Linked DNA regions of Homo sapiens: region 1 is linked to region 2. A link is a loop called in an ENCODE intact Hi-C map of the cell type or tissue named here. Cell type or tissue: heart right ventricle. All regions are shown on one strand.

The links. A loop is a pair of places that touch in the nucleus more often than their neighbours do. Peaks named below come from ENCODE experiments on the same cell type or tissue, not always from the same donor. Only the 100,000 strongest peaks of a DNase experiment are listed, where the experiment ranks them.
Region 1: a loop joins it to region 2, with 10 times the contacts of the local background. A loop is called at or near these places in 45 of 110 quality-filtered maps.

The regions. Positions count from the first base shown.
Region 1 is chr1:167,596,330-167,604,329 of GRCh38, forward strand. No RefSeq gene overlaps it. Among named protein-coding and RNA genes, the nearest start is that of RCSD1, 30 kb to the right of the region's middle. RefSeq lists an enhancer at 5,288-5,437. In heart right ventricle, a CTCF peak has its summit at 3,901 (motif pointing right); DNase peaks (open chromatin) are centred at 4,052, 5,332 and 5,817; H3K4me3 peaks cover 357 bases; H3K27ac peaks cover 2,990 bases.
Region 2 is chr1:167,800,093-167,808,092 of GRCh38, forward strand. No RefSeq gene overlaps it. Among named protein-coding and RNA genes, the nearest start is that of MPZL1, 82 kb to the left of the region's middle. In heart right ventricle, CTCF peaks have their summits at 3,438 (motif pointing left) and 3,643; a DNase peak (open chromatin) is centred at 3,419; H3K4me3 peaks cover 581 bases; H3K27ac peaks cover 918 bases.

The DNA.
Region 1 (8,000 bases), 200 kb before region 2:
AGAGCAGGGAGGGGAGGATAGATGGAGAGGAACCTAGATCTTTTAAATCCAAGTCTGGTTTTCTCTTGGTTATATCATAGCGCTTCAATCTCTGCACATCTACACTCACCCCAACACACACTCAAAAAAGAAGAGGCAAAATTTTAAAACCACATAAATGAGCAAAATAAAAATGCCATGATTTCTAAGTAAACATAACTATTTTTTTTTTTTTTTTTTTTTTTGAGACGGAGTCTCACTCTGTCGCCCGGGCTGGAGTGTAGTGGCGCAATCTTGGCTCACTGCAAGCTCCACCTCCTGAGTTCACGCCATTCTCCTGCCTCAGCCTCCCAAGTAGCTGGGACTACAGGCGCCCACCACCACGCCTGGCTAATTTTTTTTGTATTTTTTTAGTAGAGACGGAGTCCATGTTAGCCAGGATGGTCTCAATCTCCCGACGTCATGATCCGCCCCCCTCGGCCTCCCAAAGTATTGGGATTACAAGCGTGAGCCACCGTGCCCGGCCAACATAACTATTTCTAAAAGTTGATAGGAAGCGTAGAGAGAGGAAGGGAAAAAAGCAAATGAAGGGAAAATAATAAAAGACATGGAAAAGAAAGTATAAAAGAAAAAACAAACATGGTAAAGAAGTAAGGACCATTTTCTGATTATTATTGTTATTACATATATTTTCCTCATCATATCCCTTGAAACAAAATTTCTAGACTTTCCAGGCTAGCACAGGACATCAGCTCCCCTCAGCATGCATGAGAGTATAGTCATCCCTGGGTATCCATGGGGGATTGATTCCAGGATTCCCAGCAGATACCAAAATCCATGGATGCCTGTATTAGTCCGATTCCACTCTGCTGATAAAGACATACTTGAGACTGGGAAGAAAAAGATGTTTAATTGGACTTACAGTTCCACATGGCTGGGAGGTTGAAATCATGGCGGAGGGTGAAAGACATTTCTTACATGATGGCGGCAAGAGAGGAGAGGAAGAAGCAAAAGCAGAAACCGCTGATAAACCCATCAGATCCATGAGACTTATTCACTATCACGAGAACAGCAAGGGAAAGACCAGCCTCCACGATTCAATTACCTCCCCCTGGTTCCCTCCCACAACATGGGGGAATTCTGGGAGACACAATTCAAATTGAGATTTGGGTGGGGACACAGCCAAACCATATCATTCTGCACCTGGCCCCTCCAAATCTCATGTCCTCACATTTCAAAACCAATCATGCCTTCCCAACAGTCTCCGAAAGTCTTAACTCCTTTCAGCATTAACCCAAAATTCCACAGTCGAAAGTATCATTTGAGACAAGGCAAGTCCCTTCCACCTATGAGCCTGTAAAATCAAAAGCAAGCTAGTTACTTCCTAGATACAATCGGGGTACAGGTATTAGGTAAATACAGCCATTCCAAATGGGAGAAATTGGGCAAAACAAAGGGGTTACAGGGCCCATGCAAGTCTGAAACCCAGTGGGGCAGTCAAATTCTAAAGCTCCAAAATGCTCTGCTTTGACTCCACGTCTCACAACCAGGTCATGCTGATGCAAGAGGTGGGTTCCCATGGTCTTGGGCAGCTTTGCCTCTGTAACAGCCTCCCTTCTGGCTGCTTTCACAGGCTGGCGTTGAGTATCTGCAGTTTTTCCACACACATGGTGCAAGCTGTCAGTGATCTACCATTCTGGGGTCTGGAGGACAGTGGCCCTCTTCTCACAGCTCCACTAAGCAGTGCCCCAGTAGGGACTCTATTTGGGGGCTCCAGCCCCACATTTCCCTTCTGCGCTGCTCTAGCAGAGGCTCTCCATGAGGGCCCTGCCCCTGCAGCAAACTTTTTCCTGGGCATCCAGGCATTTCCGTACATCTTCTGAAATCTAGGCGAAGGTTCCCAAACCTCAATTCTTGACTTCTGTGTACCTGCAAACTCAATACCACATGGAAGCTGCCAAGGCTTAGGGCTTTCACCCTCTGAAGCCACAGCCTGAACTCTATGTTGGTCCCTTTCAGCCATGGCTGGAGCAGCTGGGACACAGGGAACCAAGTCCCTAGGCTGCACACAGCACGGGGACCCTGGGCTTGGCCCACAAAACCACTTTCTCTCCTGGGCCTCCGGACCTGTGATGGGAGGGGCTGCAGTGAAGACCTCTGACATGCCTTGGAGACATTTTCCCCATGGTCGTGGGGATTAACGTTAGGCTCTTGCTACTTATGCAAATTTCTGCAGCTGGCTTAAATTTCTCCTCAGAAAATGGGTTTTTCTTTTCTATTCCATAGTCAGGCTCCAAATTTTCTGAACTTTTATGCTCTGTTTCCCTTTTAAAACTGAATGCCTTTAACAGCACCCAAGTCACCTCTTAAATGCTTTGCTGCTTAGAAATTTCTTCCACCAGATACCCTAAATCATCTCTCTCAAGTTCAAAGTTCCACAAATCTCTAGGGCAGAGGCAAAATGCCACCAGTCTGTTTGCTAAGACATACAAGAGTCACCTTTGCTCCAGTTCCCAAAAAGTTCCTCATCTCCATCTGAGGCCACCTCAGCCTGGATTTTATTTTTCATATTGCTATCAGTATTTTGGGCAAAGCCATTCAACAAGTCTCCAGGAAGTTTCAAGCCTTCCCACATTTTCCTGGCTTCTTCTGAGCCCTCCAAACTGTTTCAACCTCTGCCTGTTACCCAGTTCCAAAGTTGCTTCCACATTTTCCACATTTGCTGAGTATCTTTTCAGCAACGCCCCACTCTACTGGTACCAATTTACTGTATTAGTCCATTTTCATGCTGCTGATGAAGACATACCCAAAACTAGGAAGAAAAAGAGGTTTAATGGATTTACAGTTCCACATGGCTGGGGAGGCCTCAGAATCATGGCAGAGGGCAAAAGTCGCCTTTTACATGGCGGCAGCAAGAGAGAAGAAGAAGAAGCAAAAGCAGAAACCCCTAATAAACCCATCAGATCTTGTGAAACTTATTCACTATCACGAGAATAGCATGAGAAAGACCAGCCCCCATGATTCAATTACCTCCTCCTGGTTCCCTCCCACAACATGTAGGAATTCTGGGAGATAGAATTCAAGTTGAGATTTGGGTGGGGACACAGCCAAACCGTATCAATGCCCAAGTCCCTTATATAAAATGGCATCGGCCGGGCACGGTGGCTCACGCCTGTAATCCCAGCACTTTGGGAGGCCGAGACGGGCGGATCACGAGGTCAGGAGATCGAGACCATCCTGGCTAACACGGTGAAACCCCGTCTCTACTAAAAATACAAAAATTAGCCGGGCATGGTGGCGTGTGCCTGTAGTCCCAGCTACACGGGAGGCTGAGGCAGGAGAATGGCGTGAACCCGGGAGGCGGAGCTTGCAGTGAGTCGAGATCGCGCCACTGCACTCCAGCCTGTGCGACAGAGCGAAACTCCGTCTCAAAAAAAAAAAAAAAAAAAAATGGCATCGTATTTGCATATAATGTACACATATCCTCCCAAATACTTTAAATCACATCTGGACTACCTAATGCAATGCTTACACATCACTTCATTTGCCTGGATTCAATGTAGTACTCAGTGCATGCAAATTCAAGTTTTGCTTTTTGAAACTTTGTGGAATTTTTTTCTCACACAATTTTGATCCGCAGTTGGTTGAATCCACAGATGCACAATTCATAGAATACCAACTATTCCAAGATTACTTCCCTTTAGTTTCTCCTGCAGGTCCTGGTACTTAGTAATTTGCCTCTGGGTGGAGTTCTGCAGATTTAGCAATTTTTCATCATTTCTTCCCAGCATGCTTCAAAGACATAGAAAGCAAAAGCGAAAACAAACAAAAGAAGCAAAAACAAAAGTGTTTCATAGTTTTAAGATTGTTTAAAATGTGCCTTTCTCCAGAGTTCAAAGGTGCGTTGTGCTCCTGACACATGAGGGCACTATTTCTGTAGTTTGTAATATTCATGGTACAGAAAGAATATTCATGTGGGAAGCTAGGTCTGCAGAACCGTGGCTAGGAACATGCAGAGAAAAATGGTTTGCTATGTGTTCTAGGCTCGCCAGGTTTTCCAAGTGTGACATGTCCTAATGTACCCTATGAACAATGCCAGGACTCTCGGGGCTGCAACCTGGCCTTCTGACCACAGGGTTGCTAGCTGGAACTTCCTTGAAATGAGGATGACCTCATCTCATTTAGCTCTGCAGGGATAGAACTAGTGTATTAAAACACCAGCTTTGGAGACTGACTGAGAATGAAAGATGAATGACCTAGAGCAAGCTGCTTAACCTTTTCTTGCTCTAATGATGGAGGTATTGCTGAGCACAGTGGCTCACGCCTGTAATCCCAGCACTTTGAGAGGCCAAGGTGGGCAGACTGCTTGAGCTCAGGAGTTGAGACCAACCTGGGTAACATGGTGAAACACCATCTCTACAAAAAAATATAAAAATTAGCTGGGCATGGTGGCACATACCTGTACTCCCAGCTACTTGGGAGGCTGAGACGGGAGGGTCAACTGAGCCTGGGAGGTCAAGGCTGCAGTGAGCTATGACTGCATTACTGTACTCTAGTCTGGGTGACAGAGTAAAGCCCTGTCTCAAAAAAGAAAAGTAAATAAATAAAAATGGAGGTATTGCCTCACAGATCTGTGAGGAAGATTAAGTGGGGGTAATCTATCTAAAGCGCCTGACACTTAGTTGGAACTCAATAAGGAGACACTAATAGTGTTTGTTACTTAGCAGTGCTGATGTATAGTGATGCTCAGGACAAGTTTAAGCAAGCGAATGAATGAATAGGATGTGTAGAATCACACAGATTTTACCAAACTGAAGAAAACTAACACTTTCGAGCTTTTTTAGTGTTGAATCACTTCAGGGCAAAGTGATCAGCCAGTGTGCGGTAAGCCCTCTAAACTTCTGTTAGCCTTCTTGATTCCTTAACTGAACCGGTGAGAATGCTGAGGTCAGAGGAAAAAAGTGATGTGCCCCAGGCTTCAGAGCTGTTTAGGGGATCGGGATGAGACCCAAGGTCTCCTGAGGCCTAGCACAAAGCTTAACCCATAGGGACCTGCCTGGCTGGGCTGGGAGTTGAGGGGTTAACAGACTGATCCTAGAAAACAAATAGGCTTTTGGCTTGGTTTACCTGTGCTTGCTAGGCATATTGTTACCCAGCAGTGACCCCGTCTGAGTGTGGAAAGAGCTGAACCACAAGAGCATCCCAGCTTGCCCCAGGGCAGCCACCCAGGGTTGACCTCTAATCTGAAGACATCTTTGGGGAGAGCTCTCACACACTTCCCCAAATATACTTCTATGTGCTTCTGTGTGTGTCACAAGAGGCCTTGGGTCACCTCCTTCCTTTGCGCAATGAGATCAAAAGAGCAGTTTCTGCTTCTGCTGTTGCTTCTTTCCTGTTACCACTTTCTTGGACTTTTCGGGGACTGTTGAATTCTTAGGACACAGCCCTGCTCTGGCCCTGGTGGGCTTCCTCTATTAGAAGGCTCCCCAGGGCTTCCTGACTGGAGCAGATGGCCCTCCCTTTCCCGGGTGAAACAGGCTGACCTGGGCAGGCCGGCCCCTCTGCCTTTGATCTGCAGGTGGGAGGCAATAAAAGGCACTTTCCACGTGCCTGCTATAACCATATTTTCCAAATTCAAAAGCAGGACTCAGGAGTCTCTCTGAGCCTACTCTGGTTTGAGAGGCTGCCTGTAAAAATAAATAAATTAAATAACTAAGAGCAGGACTTTACCCACCCCATACATATGTCCTTCTAAGGACTTTGAGACAAAAGATGGGAAATTGGACCATGCCAGGAAACCCAGGATGGCTGGCTGCCATACACAGGCCTCATGGAAAATTCTCTCCTCTGGGGGATGTCTGCCGGAAGTGCCATCTGCTTTTGCCACAGATTCATGGCTGTGAGTGTGGCTCAGGCAATAACCACAGTAGACCCTTGGTTAACTCCTGCTGTGGTTCCGCCAGGAAGCCTGGCATGAACAGTTGTGTCCAGGAAATCTTTTCCCTGATTTCACTAGCTTGTTTTATCTGCCTGACAACCTTACTCCCAGGAAGGCTTTGCAAGGCACTTTCACCTTCAGCTCTTGGAATGAATAAATACAGCTATGATTTTTTAAAAAATATCAGTCCAACAATTTCGGTATGTCCAATAAATATCATAATGACCTGTTTCACGTATCAGGAACTGTGCTGTGCACTGTCAGAGATAAAATGGTGAAAAATGCCATTCTCTTTAATCCTTTTGAGGCCCTGCTGGCATGAAATCGTGTTAGTGCTCAAGGGAAGGTACAATGGCTGAACACATAGTTTCCACCTTTTCACACTCAACTACAGTACAGATTAATCACGGTGTCATAGGAGGGAGCCAGACTTGGCATCAGATCCTGGATTCAAATCTTGCCACCTTCACTTGATGACTGTCTGGTACTGAACAAGGTACTCTTTCAACCTCTTACTCCTCATCTACCAAGAAGGAGGTCATAATTCCTCCTGGCAGTGAGGTTGGGTGAGGAATAAATGCTGGCACATTGTTTATGAGCCTAAGGCATAATAGATGCTGAGAAAAGGTTTATTTCCTTCTTTCCTTAAGGAGCTTAGAGGCTAATAGATAACAACTGGTCCTGCTGTAACTAACACACACTGCTGACTGTCATACAATCTCAACTAGGGGTGTGAAAGCATGCCGAGGTGGCCTTTTGAGGTTTGTTGCATATGCTTGGGGAAAAACGCTCAGATTAGCATTGCCGGGGGCCGTTTCCTGGGCTCCTTCCTGCAGGGCCTGTTTCGGGGCCCTCCACCCAAATCCACTCCGGGAGGAGTAAGTTTCGGGGCCTTTATTACCCACTTGTGATTAGGGATCAGAAGTGGCCAGTCGGGGTGGGTTGGCAGTGACTTGCACCCAAGGGAAGGATGGGAGCCCACAAGAGTGGCAGGGCTCTGGGGAGAGAGGCAGGCTAACCAGTAGAAGTGAATAGGATGTGCTAAAGTATTCCCTTGAGAGTGGAAATACCATACAGAAGACTTGGATATGTGGTTTTCACCCTAAACCAAGCTGAGGAACCAGCACCAAATGCTTAACAAACACACAAACAAAAACAAAAACCCCCCTCTGGGTGGCCCAATGCTGTAGCACTTCACTTTTCATGGGACCTTGCAGCTTACATGCAGCATTCAAAGACATGAGTTTATTTGGGCCTTCCAATATCCGAGCTTGGTAGGTAGGCTAATTTCATCACTTCATTGTACAGAGGAAAAATCTGAGATTCAGAGAAGTTACACAACTTGCCAAGATCACATCTAAGTAGCAGAGTTGTGGCTCTAAGCCACATAATCCAGACTTTTTTTTTTTTTTTTTTTTTTTTGAGATGAAGTCTCGCTCTGTCGCCCAGGCTTTAGTGCAGTGGTACAATCTCAGCTCACTGCAAGCTCCGCCTCCCGGGTTCAAGCAATTCTCCCATCTCAGCCTCCCAAGTAGCTGGGATTACAGGCACCTGCCATCATGCCCGGCTAATTTTTGTAGTTTTAGTAGAGACAAGGTTTCACCATGTTGGCCAGGCTGGTCTTGAACTCCTGACCTCAGGTGATCCGCCTGCCTTGGCCTCCCAAAGTGCTGGGATTACAGGTATGAGCCACCACGCCTGGCCCAGACTTCTTAAAGAAAACATAAATGGCCTATCAATTCATGTAAGAGTGTTCCAAAATTATTATAGTAGTGGCTCCTCTATGTTCTCCCCAATTTTTTTCTCTTTTCTATAGCAACAGAAGTTTTTTTACTGTGTACATGGAAACTCAGATAAAGACTCTATTTCCCAACTTCCCTTGCAGCTACAATTGTTCATGTCATTGTTTGGGACAACATGAGATATAAGTAGAGGTGATATGTGCAATCCTCAAGGCCAGACTCTTAAAAAGAAGTTGCATGTTCTCCTCCATCTTGATGGTAGGGATGCAAGATGTGATGATAGGAGCTGAGCAAGACATTTTGTGGTGTACCAGCTCTGAACCACTCACCTGGAATTTTAT
Region 2 (8,000 bases):
TAATGAGGCCTCTATCTCTAGAAAGAATTTAAAAATTAGCCCCAGCTACTCAGGGATAGTGGGTGGTGGGGGCTGGGGGCAAGGGCGGGAGGGTAAGATGGGAGGATCACTTGAGCCTGGGAGGTCAAGGCTGCAGTAAGCTATAATCATTGTGCCGCTGCACTTCAGACAAAACGAGACCCTGTCTCCAAAAACTAAAAATAAATTAGAAATAAAGATAAGAGCAACAGAATCCCTGCCATTGATGAGCTCAAAGAGGAGACAGCCCCAAACAGCAGCAGTCCTGGAAGAGCCTGGGGGAAAAACAGGGACCAACTGATAAACCCAACCCATAGCAGTCAGAAGCAGGCGCTTTGAGGCAGAAGCATGTGAAAGACTCTGGCACAGACATTCCAGCTGGAGCAACGAGTCACAAGGGTTCAGGGTAGGAGAGTGGGGCCAATGTGGTTGCAGTATGGGGATTTGGGTTGAGCCAGACCTTAAAAGCCCACCTTCCAGGCTAAGAAATCAGTATGTATCCTGAAGGCCAGATTTGAAGTAGAGTGATAAATGGGGATTGGTATTTTAGCAAGCTTATCCTACCAATGGCTGAAAATCTGAAATCAGATGGAAATTTGAAATCAGGAGGCCACTTAATTATGTGGCCATTCCAGAGCTCAGTCAGAGATGAAGGAAATGGTTTTTCAGCAGCAATGGGAATAAGAGGATAGGAGGGGTGTAAGAAATATGTAGGAAGATGTTCAAGAGCATTGGCAAAATATGACTGGCTCTGGGATTGGAGGAGTCTTGACCGCAGGGGCTGGTACCATTAACAGATAGGAAACGTCATGAGCGGACAACCGGGGAAAGGTTGGGGTTCGGAGTGCAGCAGGAGGGACAAACATAACAGTCCATTTAGCAAGTAACGAGAACCATGCAAATGCTTGAAATTGTTCAGTCCTTAGTTTACTTAGCCTCTCTGAATGTGTTTGTTAATTTTGAGCATCCTCCTTAAAAAGTCCACCTCTGATTTCAATATGTTCTTCCTCCATTATCTGTCAAATCAACGCCTTCATCTCTGTCTCCACTGATACTTCTTTCTTGCAGGCCACCCTAATTCCAAGCTTGCAACAGCAACTATCTCCCAGTCTTCATCTTGACTCAGCTGTCTTCTAACCCATTCTGGATAAAGAATGGTGGTCCTTCTACTTTTCTTTTTTTTTTTTTTTTTGACAAAGTCTCGCTCCGTCGCCCAGGCAGGAGGGCAGTGGCACAATCTCAGCTCACTGCAACCTCGGCCTCCCGGGTTCAAGTAATTCTGGCTCCCAAGTAGCTGGGATAACAGGTGTGTGTCACCACAGCCGGCTAATTTTTTTTTTTTGTATTTTTAGTAGAGACGGTTTCACAATGTAGGCCAGGCTGGTCTTGAACTCCTGACCTCAAGTGATCCACCTGCCTCGGCTCCCAAAGTACTGGGATTACAGGCGTAAGCCACCACACCCGACCCTACTTTTTTTTTTTAATGAAAGAGATGGGGCCTCACTATGTTGTCCACACTGGTCACTAACTCCTGGACTCAAGCAATCCTTCTGCCTCAGCCTCCCAAATGCTGGGGTTATACATGTGAGTCACCATGCCTGGCCAAGAGTGATGGTCTTTCTAAAACGGAAATATGGTCCATGCACTTCCTTGGGAAAGTCATTCAGTGCCTCCTACTGCTGGCAGGATAAGGTCTCAAACTCTACCACCTGCCCCATAAGGCCTGAGGGCATGCAGCTCCTGCCCGCCCTCTAGTCATCACACACATGTCACCCTGCTGAGGAGAACTCCAGCCAGACCAAGTGGGAGGACCCAGGCTCCAAAACTCCTCCAGCACCAAACGCTGTGTCCCAAATCTGTAAAGCTCTTCACCTGGCTGAGTCCTGTTTCCTCTCTCAGGAAGCTTTCTCCAGCCTTCTAAAGCCAGGATAGGGTGCATGCCGGGCCCCTTCATAGCTATGCGTTTTAATGATCTGTTCCCCCAGCGGAATTCTGAGTGCTTTACCTGTTGTATTAATCCATTCTCACACTGCTATTAAAAACTACCTGAGACGAGGTAATTTCAGAACAAAAGAGGTTTAATTGACTCACAATTCCACAGGGTTAATAGGAAGCGTGACTGGGAGGCCTCAGGAAACTTACAATGGTCGAAGGAGAAGCAAGTACCTTCTTACCATGGAAGACCAGGAGAGAGAGAGTGAGGGTGGAAGTGCCAAACATTTTTAAACCATCAGATCTCGTGAGAACTCACTACCATGAGAACAGCATGGGGGAAACCTGCCCCCATGATCCAATCACCTCTCACCGGCCTCTTCTCCAACACTGAGGATCACAACTCGAGATGAGAGTTGGGTGGGGACACAGAGCCAAACCTTATCACCCTTAACCCACAACAACCTTATGAGGTGGATACTGTTATTATCCCCATTTTACAAACAAGGGAAAGAAAGCACAAACAGGTTAAATAACTTACCCAAGGACACAAAGAAGTAGCAACTGGATCCAGTCCAGTGTGGTCCCAGGCCCACATCGGTAACCACCATGCAGAGTGTTTCTTACTTCTCATTGTAACCCTAGTGCAGAGCCTGATTAGTATAGTTGATGTTAAGTAATTTTTGTTTACCTCCATATTGTTTACTCATTCAATAAATATTAGGTTTCTACTTCTAAGGTAGTCTGTAAGAATTAGCTTGAAATGATCAAATGAAAATATTATTGGCCAGGTGCAGTGGCTTATGCCTGTAATCCTAACACTTTGGGAGGCCAAGGCGGGCGGATTACCTGCGGTCAGGAGTTGGAGACCAGCCTGGCCAACACGGTGAAACACTGTCTCTACTAAAAATACAAAAATTAACTGGGCGTGGTGGCACACGCCTGTAATCCCAGCTACTCAGGAGGCTAAGGCAGGAGAATCATTTGAACCTGGGATGCAGAGGTTGTGGTGAGCCGAGATCACACCATTGCACTCCAGCCTGGGCAAAAAGAGCGAAACTCCATCTCAAAAAGAAAAGAAAATATTATTTAATGAACTTATTAATTTACACTTTCTGAAGACTTACTGTTTGTGCAGGCACACTGGTCTTAGTGCGAGAAATAGAGAATGAGAACAATACCTTTACCCTTGAGTTGACAGGCATGGGGGTTGTGACAGAAATAAATATTTTAAAAAGATCATCACTTTTTCATTCCTGTTCCTGAAGCCTTCGTGGATTATTTATGTCTGCCTTCTCCTAAAAATAATTCTATCCAGGATGCCCCGAGGATGTCATGCTGGAAGCTTCCTGTAGGTAACGAGGGGCGCCGCAGTGGTGCTAAGTGCTGAGGCTGCAGGTCTGAAGACAAAAGCCTCCAGAGCGTGACCAGGAATGGTTCGTTTGGCTGCAGCCACAGTAAGGAGCCAGTGCTGCCACCTGCTGGCCAAGAGCAGGTTCGCCCACACCCATTCTGTTGTTAGGAGGCTGAATCACAGCCAGATGGAGGAGGGAAGGGATTTTATCACAACTCGCTTAGTTTAGAGATGAGGAAACTGATGAAAAAGGGACTTGCCCAAGGTCACGTAACTGGTTTGTGGCATAGTCAGAACCGGAACCAAGTACAGGGTTCCTGCAAAACCTGATGCACGCTCCTCTGGATTCAGGCACATGGAACTTAACCTTCAAATTGCAGTATGGTCTTTTCTCGCTTTTTCCTTTCTCTCTTCCCTCCCCCCTTTCCCTCCCCTCCTCTCCTTTCTCCTCCCCCTCCCTCCTCTCTCCTTCCTTCCCCCTCCCCCCATCCCTCCCCTCTCCTCCCCTTCCCATCTCTCCTCCCCTCTCCTCTTTTTTTTTTTTTTTGAAACCAGTTCTCATCACTGCACTTCCAGGACAGGGGAAGCACTGGGGAATGAGGCATCCTAGCTCTGTGGAGGGAAAGGGAGCTGGTCAACATATGCTTTAGGTATTTGTGGGTTTGTTTTTAATTAATAAACTTTATTTATAGAGCAGTTTTAGACTCATAGCAAAATTGAATGAAAGGTAGAGAATTCCCATATAGCCCCTGATCCTACATACTCACAACCTCACCTGCTAACAGCATTCCCCACTACAGCAGTTCATGTGATACAATTGATGAACCCACACTGACACGGCATTTTGACCCAAAGTCCATAGTTTACATTAAGAGTCACTCTGCTGTTACACATTCTATGGGTTTGAACAGATGTATAATGATGTGAATCCTCCTTCAGAGTAATGTACAGAATAGTTTCATTGCCCTAAAACTCCCCTAGGTTCCTCCTGTTCATCTCTCCTCCTCCCACCCCACTGGCAACCACTGTCTCCATAGTTTTGCCTTTTCCAGAAGGTCACATAGTTGGAACCATAGAGCATGTGGCCTTTTCAGACTGGCTTTCACTCAGTAATGTGCATTTAAGGTTCTTCTCTGTTTTTTTCATGGCTTGATAGCTAATTTCTTTTTAGTGCTGAATAACATTCCATTGTCTAGATTTACCACAGTTTATCCATTCACTTACTGAGGGACATCTTGGTGGCTTCCACGTTTGGGTAATTATACAGTTGCTATAAATGTCCATGTGCAGGGTTTTGTATGGATATGAGTTTTCAGTTCATTTGGGTACATGCCAAAAAGCACAATTGCTGAATTGTATGGTAAGAATATGTCTGGTTTTGTAAGAAACTATAAACTGTCTTCCAAAATGGCTGTACAACTTCACATTCCCTCCAGCAACGAGTGAGAGTTCCCGTCACTCCACGCCCTTGCCAGCATTTGGTGTCTTAGATTTTGGCCATTCTCGTAGGTGTGTGGTATGCTTTAGTTTTTTAGTAATTTGGGAGATGAACTATTAGTTTCAGAAATCCTCACACTCATTAGCACTATCTACCCATAGAATCAAAATCACAGGGAAGCCTGGTGGTGTTGACTTACAGAAAACATGAATACTTGCCTGCAGTTCACAAAGGGCACAGGGGTGAGACTCATGCTTTTGGCAGCTGTTGGGCAGCTGAGTATAAACCAGACTAAGGTGGTTGGGGCAGAACCCCAGAGTACTGTCCCCTGAGCCTATGTTCAAGCAATGCAGAGTGGCAACCAGAGGATGCTAAACTCGAAGGAGATGACTTGACTTTATCATGATCACTGCCTGCAGTTACCACCAGGAAGGCCTAACACAGGGTGCAGGATATTTAAAGAGAAGGAACGAGTATAACCCAATAAGGAAGGCATAGGCTAGAGATAAAGGCCACCATCCAGAGAGAGTGCCCAAAGGCCTACCTTCCTTTGCCCATCAGCATTTAGACATATGTTTTAGTTTACTTCTCTCTCACTGGCTAAAAGCAGACCACAGTCGGTTTCTTTGTTTCCTGTCTGTACCGTCTGTTCTCTTTAAAGTAAAAAAAAACAAACTGTCTAAATACAGGATGGGGAGAACTTGTTAGAATACATGTGACAGTATTAAAGGCTAATGCTTATGGATCTCCTTCTGTATACTAGGCAGCAGGTTTTTTTAAGTTAAAAAAATTGTTTTTTTGGTTTTTGTTTTTGTTTTTTTTTTAGTATTTATTGATCGTTCTTGGGTGTTTCTTGGAGAGGGGGATGTGGCAGGGTCATAGGATAATAGTGGAGAGAAGGTCAGCAGATAAACACGTGAACAAAGGTCTCTGGTTTTCCTAGGCAGAGGTCCCTGCGGCCTTCCACAGTGTTTGTGTCCCTGGGTACTTGAGATTAGGGAGTGGTGATGACTCTTAAGGAGCATGCTGCCTTCAAGCATCTGTTTAACAAAGCACATCTTGCACCGCCCTTAATCCATTTAACCCTGAGTTGACACAGCACATGTTTCAGAGAGCACGGGGTTGGGGGTAAGGTTATAGATTAACAGCATCCCAAGGCAGAAGAATTTTTCTTAGTACAGAACAAAATGGAGTCTCCTATGTCTACTTCTTTCTACACAGACACAATAACAATCTGATCTCTCTTTCTTTTCCCCACATTTCCCCCTTTTCTATTCGACAAAACCACCATCGTCATCATGGCCCGTTCTCGATGGTCGTTGTCTCTTCGGAGCTGTTGGGTACACGTGCAGAAAGGCTGTCACTTCACACTTGGAAGATTGCACAGCGGCCAGGCAGAGGCGCTCCTCACTTCCCAGACGAGGCGGCTGGGCAGAGGTGCTCCTCACTTCCCAGACAGGGTGGTGGCCGGGCAGAGGCGCTCCCCACTTCCCAGACGGGGCAGCCGGGCAGAGGCGCTCCTCACTTCCCAGACAGGGTGGCGGCCGGGCAGAGGCGCTCCCCACTTCCCAGACGGGGCAGCCGGGCAGAAGCGCTCCTCACTTCCCAGACAGGGTGGCGGCCGGGCAGAGGCGCTCCTCACCTCCCAGACGGGGCTGCTGGGCAGAGGCGCTCCTCACTTCCCAGATGGGATGGCCAGGCAGTGGGGCTCCTCACATCCCAGACGATGGGCGGCCATGCAGAGATGCTCCTCACTTCCTAGACGGGGTGGCGGCCAGGCAGAGGCTATAATCTTAGCACTTTGGGAGGCCAAGGCAGGCGGCTGGGAGGTGGAGGTTGTAGTGAGCCGAGATCATGCCACTGCACTCCAGCCTGGGCAACATTGAGCATTGAGTGAGCGAGACTCTGTCTGCAATCCCAGCACCTCAGGAGGCCAAGGCAGGCAGATCACTCCAGGTCAGGAGCTGGAGACCAGCCCGGTCAACATGGCAAAACCCCATCTCCACCAAAAATACAAAAACCAGTCAGGCATGGCAGCGCGTGCCTGCAACCCCAGGCACTCAGCAGGCCTAGGCAGAAGAATCACGGGAGCCCGAGGCGGGGAGGTTGCAGCGAGCTGAGATCACGGCAGTACAGTCCAGCCTTGGCAACAGAGGGAGACCGAAGAAAGAAGGGAGAGGGAGAGGGGGAGAGGGGGAGAGGGGGAGGGAGAAGGAGACGGAGAGGGAGAGGGAAAAATTGTTTTTTGAGATGGTCTGACTCTTGTCTGTTGCCCAGGCTGGAGTGCACTGGCATGATCTCTGATCACTGCAACCTCCGTCTCCCAGGTTCAAGCAATCCTCCCACCTCCACCTCCCAAGTAGCTGGGACTATAGGCGCTTGCCACCACACCCAGTTAACTTTTGCATTTTTTTTTTTTTTGGTCGAGACAGGGTTTAGTCGTGTTGCCCAGCCTGGCCTTGAACTCCTGAGCTCAAGCAATCCACCTGCCTCAGCCTCCCAAAGTGCTGAAATTATTGTTGTGAGCCACTGCGCCCAGCCCTAGGCAGTGTTTTTCATGTAATTCTCAAAAAAAAGAACCCCACACAACTCCATGCAGTATGTACAACTATTATTTCCACTTACAGATGAGGAAACTAAGGCACAGAGAGTAAGTAGCCAACTTGGGATTATCTTCCAGATAATTGGAATATGTCCACAGTGACTCCAAAACTGGCTTCCAAAAAAGTGAAGGCGCATAAGTGGTTTTAATAGGACTCTTCTAGGTAGAACAAAAGAAGTAAGAGTCCTCTCCTATTCCAGATTGGCCAATCTATAGCTCATATATAAGAGAAATGGAGATAAATTTGAATATATTCGGAGACAAGTGATCAGGATACTGAGGGAACCGAAAACAAGGAGCTGGTAGGAGAAGCAGAAGCAACCGGAGATATTTAGCTTGTAGAAGGCTCAAGAGAACCATGAGAGGTGTGTTCAAGAGTTTGAAGGGGTCAGTGAGGAACAAGTTTAAATTTATTCTGTATGATTCCAAAGAGTAGAACTAGGTCCATTTTTTGGAAGCTAAAGGGAACTTGAATCTTTAGATGGTCAAAGCGATTTTTAAGACAGAAAACACTGTTTCCTGATGGTTTGCACAGACAGAGAGCCAGAAAAAGTGGACTTGAATATGCTTCGACAAGGGCACACAATTTCTGGACTTAGGCTCCAGTTCAGCCACTTACTGGCCAGATGATCTCAGGCAAGCCAAAGCATCTGCCA